2 separate regions of the Homo sapiens genome follow, and region 2 is linked to region 1. Evidence: chromatin loops called from intact Hi-C (ENCODE). Cell type or tissue: heart left ventricle. All regions are shown on one strand. Links, peaks and the distances in the headings refer to the core of each region. The heading gives the core; the rest is flanking DNA. Region 1 overlaps PAFAH1B1 (platelet activating factor acetylhydrolase 1b regulatory subunit 1). Region 2 overlaps PAFAH1B1 (platelet activating factor acetylhydrolase 1b regulatory subunit 1).

Region 1 (2,891 bases), core at 392-2,891:
TGTCCACAATCCCTTACTAGTATTGACATATCTTTCTATGGAAATACAGATGCTCCTAAATAAGCCAAATAAACTAGATCATGTGAGCAAGGAGGTATAACAGTTAAAAGGATTCATATAAATAAAGTGAAACAGAGAAACAAACATCTTCAACAGTGAACAGGTCTCTAAGAATGCTGCTTTTTCTCCGTAAGAGATATTACACATTTGTTTTATTTTATTTTTTTTGAGATGGAGTCTCACTCTGTCGCCCAGGCTGGAGTGCAGTGGCACAATCTCGGCTCACTGCAAGCTCCACCTCCCGGGTTCACGCCATTCTCCTGCCTCAGCCTCCCGAGTAGCTGGGACTACAGGCGCCCGCCACCACGCCCAGCTAATTTTTTGTATTTTTTGGTAGAGACGGGATTTCCCCAAGTTAGCTCGATCTCCTGACCTCGTGATCCACCCGCCTCGGCCTCCCAAAGTGCTGGGATTACAGGCGTAAGCCACCGCGCCCGGCCGAGATATTACACAATTTTTAAAGATACAGTGAGCTAGCAGCATCTCCCCCTCAAACACCGACTGGCTCTACAGATTCTTTATAGAATCTGCATTCTAGAGAAATAACTTTCACATCACTATAACAACAACAAAAGCTAAAGGAAAACTATCTTTATAAAGAAGTTATTTTAAAGCCCAGAATAATTCAGATTATTTAAGATATCATAAAGCATTAATCCAAAAAGGTATAAACAGTGAAGATGCAAAAGAAATGGTAAGATTATGCAAACTTACGAGGGTCATAAGGCACATGCCAGTACTGACATCCCACATCTTAATAGTCTTGTCTCTGGATCCAGACAGCAAGAATGGCCCAGGTTTACCACTTTTTTTAGTCTACAGAAAACATAATAAAAATTAAGTTTCCCACACAAGAAGTTAGGTATGGACTTTAAATGGCTTCTATCTAATAATGATATATATTTCCAATTTTTTTGTTGCATTTTGGTTTTTTGTTTGTTTTCAGACGGAGTCTGGCTCTGTCACCCAGGCTGGAGTACCGTGGTGCAATCTTGGGTCACTGCAACCTCCGCCTCCCGGGTTCAAGCGAATCTCCTGCCTCAGCCTCCCAAGTAGATGTGATTACAGGCACGCACCACCACATGTGGCTAATTTTTGTATTTTTAGTAGAGATGGGGTTTTGCCATGTTGGGCAGGCTGGTCTTGAACTCCTAACCTCAGATGATCGATCGGCCCACCTCGGCCTCCCAAAGTGCTGGAATTACAGGCGTGAGCCACTGCGCCCAGCCCAATTTGTTTTTATCTGTTGAAATACACAAGTCTTTCACACCATACCTATGCTACACAGGAAGGACTCAGATAATGTAAGAACAGAAGTCTCTATTTAGGTTAGGACTCAGTTTTCATAAAACCAACAGATAATAAATTTACTTTTCAAGATTTCTGTAATCACTATTTAATTTAACTTTTACAAATCCAACCAAAACCAAATTTACTTATTTATTTTTTTGATCTGGATTAGGGAATATTTATTTATTTCAAGACAGGGTCTCATTCTGTCACCCAGGCTGGAGTGCAGTGGAACAATCATAGCTCACTGCAGCTTTGAACTCCTGGGATCAAGCAATCTTCCTGTCTCAGTCTCCCTAGTGGCTGGGACTACAGGAGTGTACCACCACACCTAGCTAAGTTTTTGAAAATTTTTTCCGTCATTAGTATAGTGGTGAGTTTAAAAAAAAAAAAAAAGTTTTCTGTAGAGACGGGGTCTCGCTATGTTGCTCAAACTCCTGGGCTCAAGTGATCCTCCTGCCTTGACTTCCCAAAGTGCTGGGATTACAGGCGTGAGCCACCACACCAGAATCAAATTTATGACATACAGCATGTAACCACCACCAGAGGGCAGTAAACAGAATCTCAAAATGCAATGGGCCAATCAAAATAAAGAGAACTCACAAGAGAAGATTCATTTAGAAAAATAAGTGGGATGGGGGTAGAGGGAGAGGAAACTGCCTCCTTTGTTTATTGACATGTAGTTTTAAAAATACATGATAGGAATGCCTCTGTCAAAATCAATGTGAAGCCAGGCACAGTGGCTCACACCTGTAATCCCAGAACTTTGGGAAGCTGAGGTGGTCGGATCACTTGAGGCCATGAGTTTGAGAGCAGCCTGGCCAACATGGCAAAACCTTGTTTCTACTAAAAATATAAAAATTAGCTGGCAGGGTGGTACATGCATCCGTGGTCCCAGCTACTCAGGAGGCTGAGGCAGGAGAATCGCCTGAACCTGGGAGGCGGAGGTTGCAGTGAGCCGAGATCACGCTACTGTACTCCAGCCTGGGCAACAGAGTGAGACTGTCTCAAAAACAAACAAAAGTTTTAGACCATTCATTTTCATTCATTTATTAGAAACAGGGATCTTGCTATGTTGTCCCAGGCTGAACTTTAACTTCTGGACACAAGTGATCCTCTTGCCTCAGCCTCCTGAGTAGCTAGGACTATAGCCATGTGCCGCTGTACCTTGTAATTTTTAACATATTAATAATAAAGACCAAAACCATAAAGATCACAAAGAAATGCGTTAAAACTCCAGGCTCAGCTAGTACTTTTAAATGATCAAGAACATCAGAGGCTGCCATATGGATTAGTCTTCATTTAAAAAAACATTTATACTATCACATCTGGAATTAATTTTAAAAAATAAATACTGAACTGCATTTTACCATAAATTTATAAATAAAATCATTATCTTCATTAATGAAGGCTATTTTTCTGACAGAAAACTTTAACCTCTCCCTCAGGTTTTGTTTTACATTGAGATGATCTCATAACACTGATTTTTCTGATAAATTTTAATTCTTTAGGAGAATACCCATCACGTATCAAATCAAGGA
Region 2 (2,909 bases), core at 176-2,675, 62 kb after region 1:
AATAGTGGGAAGGAATGTGAGGACAAACATTGACTGTTTTCGTATGATTTTCAAGATTGTGGGTCACTTTTTTCCTTTAAATTTACTTTAATGTTGGCCTGCAATGGTGGTGCACTATAATCTTTGCCCCTTTGGAGGCTGAGGTGGGAGGATTGCTTGAGGCCAGAAGTTTAACACCGGCCTGGGCAACGCAGCAAGACTCATCTCTAAAAAAAAAGAAAAGAAAAAATTATAAAATCTAGCCATGCATGGTGGCATGTGCCTGTAGTCCTAGCTACTCAGGAGGCTAAGGTGGGAGGATCACTTGAGCCCAGGAGTTCAAGGCTTTGGTGAGCCATGATGACACCACTGCACTCCCGCCTAGGCAACAGAGCTTTTATAAAAGTCGTCTTTAAAAATCCTTCAAGAAGAAAACACAGTTGCCTTGTTCATTATATAACTATCTAGTCTTCCTGGGATGTTGTAATACAGACACATTCTTTGCATCTATATTAAGTTTGCTGCTTTCTATCTTATGTTCTCTCCCCTTTGTATCTAGACCAGGGGTCAGCAAACTCTGCAAAGATAGTAAGTATTTTAGGTTTTGTGGGCCATTCAGATTCTGTAGCAACTCTTCTGCCACTGCAGTAAGAAAGCAACAATAAACAATATACTGGCTAGGTAAGTGCCACGGCTCACTAATCCAGCACTTTGGGAGGCTGAGGCATGAGGATCCCTTGAGCTCAGGAGTTTGAGATCAGCCTGGGCAAAACAGCAAGACCTCATTCTACCACAAATTTAAAAATTAGCCAGGAATGGTGGCACACACCTGCGGTCCCAGCTACTCAGGAGGCTAAGGTGGGAGGATAGCTTGAGCCTGGGAGGTTGAGGCTGCAGCAGTGAACTGTGATCACATCACTGCACTCCACCCTGGGCGACAGAGCCAGACCCACGTCTCAAAAAAAAAAAAAAAAAAAAACCCAATATATAAACAATATATAATATATAAAGAGGCCGCTCATTGCGCTACTGTTGACAAGGAGCTGCCACAGCCGCCCCCTCTTGCTGTCGCCCCAGAATGCCCCTCACATCACCCTGGGCCCCCATTTCAGGCCCCCCTTTCTGGGAGTGCCCTCACCTCTGTGCCAGATCCCAGGCTACGGATTCCTGCCCCTGCCCGAGTGGAGATGCTCGCCCGGCATCAGGAGCTCCTGCAGAAGCAGAACCTGGCCCAGCGCCACAGGGGGACTCTCTGTGGATGGGGAGGAGGCCCCAGCCCTTGAGGACGTCAGCAAGTGGACCATGGATGATGTCTGCAGCTTCGCGGAGGGGCGGCTGTCTGGCTGTGGAGAGTATACTCAGGTCTTCAGGGAGCAGGGGATCGAAGGGGAGACCCTGCCACTGCTGACGGGGGAGCACCCGCTGACCACCACGGGGTTGAAGCTGGGGCCTGCCCTCAAGACCCAGGCCCAGGTGGCCAGGCGCCTGGGCCACATCTTCTACATGGCCAGCTTCCCCATGGCTCTGCCGCTGCAGCCACCAACACTGCGGGCCCCAGAGAGGGAACTCAGCACAGGAGAGCAGCAGCCCTTGTCCCCCATGACAGCCACCTCCCCCTATGAAGGGGGCCACGGCCCTGCCGGCTGAGCTTCGCCCAAGCAAGAAAATGGGACCTTGGCTCTGCTTCCAGGGCCCCCAGACCCTTCCCAGCCTCTGTGCTGAAGTGGCCAGGGGTGGGTGGGGGGTGGGGCCACACAAACTCCCAGGAGCCACCACTTGATGCAATGGCCTGCCTCCCACAGCTTGCATTCTTTCTTTCAGTTTTGGATGCAAACAAAAACAAAAACAAAATTTTAAAGGAAAATGTGAAAAAAAAAGAAAGAAAAAGATATGGTTTTGTTCCAACAAAACTTTATGGACACTAAAATTTGAATTTCACCTTTTTTTTTTTTTTTTTTACAAATTATTAATTTATCAAATGGATTTTATAAAATTATTTTACAAAACATTTTATTTTGATTTTTCGACCACTAAAAATTGAAAAAACAAACAACAAACATTTTTAGGCTTATGGTACAAAATCAGGTGGCAGGCCGGGCATGCTGGCTCACACCAGTAATCTCAGCACTTGTGGAGGCCGAGGCAGGAGGATCACTTGAGCCCAGGAGTCTGAGACCAGCCTGGGCAAAAAAGTGAGATCCCCACCTCTACAAAAAATCAAAAACAGCCAGGCGTAGTGGTGCGCATCTTGTGATCCCAGCTACGTAGGAGGCTGGGGCAGGAGGATTGCTTGAGCCTAGGAAGTCAAGGCTACAGAGAAGCCGTGTTCAGGCCACTGGACTCCAGCTTGGGGGACAGAGTCCCCTTCTCAAAATAAAAACAGCAGGATTTGACTTGCTAGCTATAGTTGGCGAACCCTCTTACATCTAGAAATTATCTGATACAGCTACTTTTAATAGTAGTATCTATTTCACAAGATTGTCGGGAAGATACGGCCGGGCATGGTGGCTCACACCTTTAATCCCAGCACTTTGGGAGGCTGAGGCGGGCAGATCACCTGAGGTCGGTAGTTTGAGACCAGCCTGGCCAACATGGCAAAACCTCGTCTCTACTAAAAAAAATACAAAAAATTAGCCAGGCGTGGTGGTGCGCGCCTGTAGTCCTAGCTACTTGGGAGACTGAGGCAGGAGAATCACTCGAACCCACGAGGCGGAGGTTGCAGTGAGTGGAGATCATGCCACTGCACTCCAGCCTGGGCGATGAGACTCAGTCTCAAAAAAAAAAAAAAAAGTGCCATTTTCCCAAAATGGCACATTTATTCAATATTCAAAGCTTTAACAAAATATCAATTATTCAACAACCGTCAAACAGTATTGGCAAAAAATAAAATACCTTTTAAATCGTCACACCAAGATACTACTAGGGTTAAA

Evidence for each region. Hi-C counts contacts between places; a loop is a spot of excess contacts. Peaks named below come from ENCODE experiments on the same cell type or tissue, not always from the same donor. Only the 100,000 strongest peaks of a DNase experiment are listed, where the experiment ranks them.
Region 2: a loop joins it to region 1, with 2.0 times the contacts of the local background. A loop is called at or near these places in 9 of 110 quality-filtered maps.

Annotation. Positions count from the first base shown.
Region 1 is chr17:2,674,490-2,677,380 of GRCh38, reverse strand. PAFAH1B1 (platelet activating factor acetylhydrolase 1b regulatory subunit 1) reads right to left here. Exons shown (of 11, transcript NM_000430.4): 9 at 775-876. Among named protein-coding and RNA genes, the nearest start is that of MIR6776, 17 kb to the left of the region's middle. In heart left ventricle, for the core only: a CTCF peak has its summit at 1,877 (motif pointing right); no DNase peak of the experiment used is centred there.
Region 2 is chr17:2,612,071-2,614,979 of GRCh38, reverse strand. All of the region lies in intron 1 of PAFAH1B1 (platelet activating factor acetylhydrolase 1b regulatory subunit 1), which reads right to left. It also overlaps the pseudogene SAMD11P1. Among named protein-coding and RNA genes, the nearest start is that of PAFAH1B1, 20 kb to the right of the region's middle. In heart left ventricle, for the core only: no CTCF peak of the experiment used is centred there; a DNase peak (open chromatin) is centred at 1,197.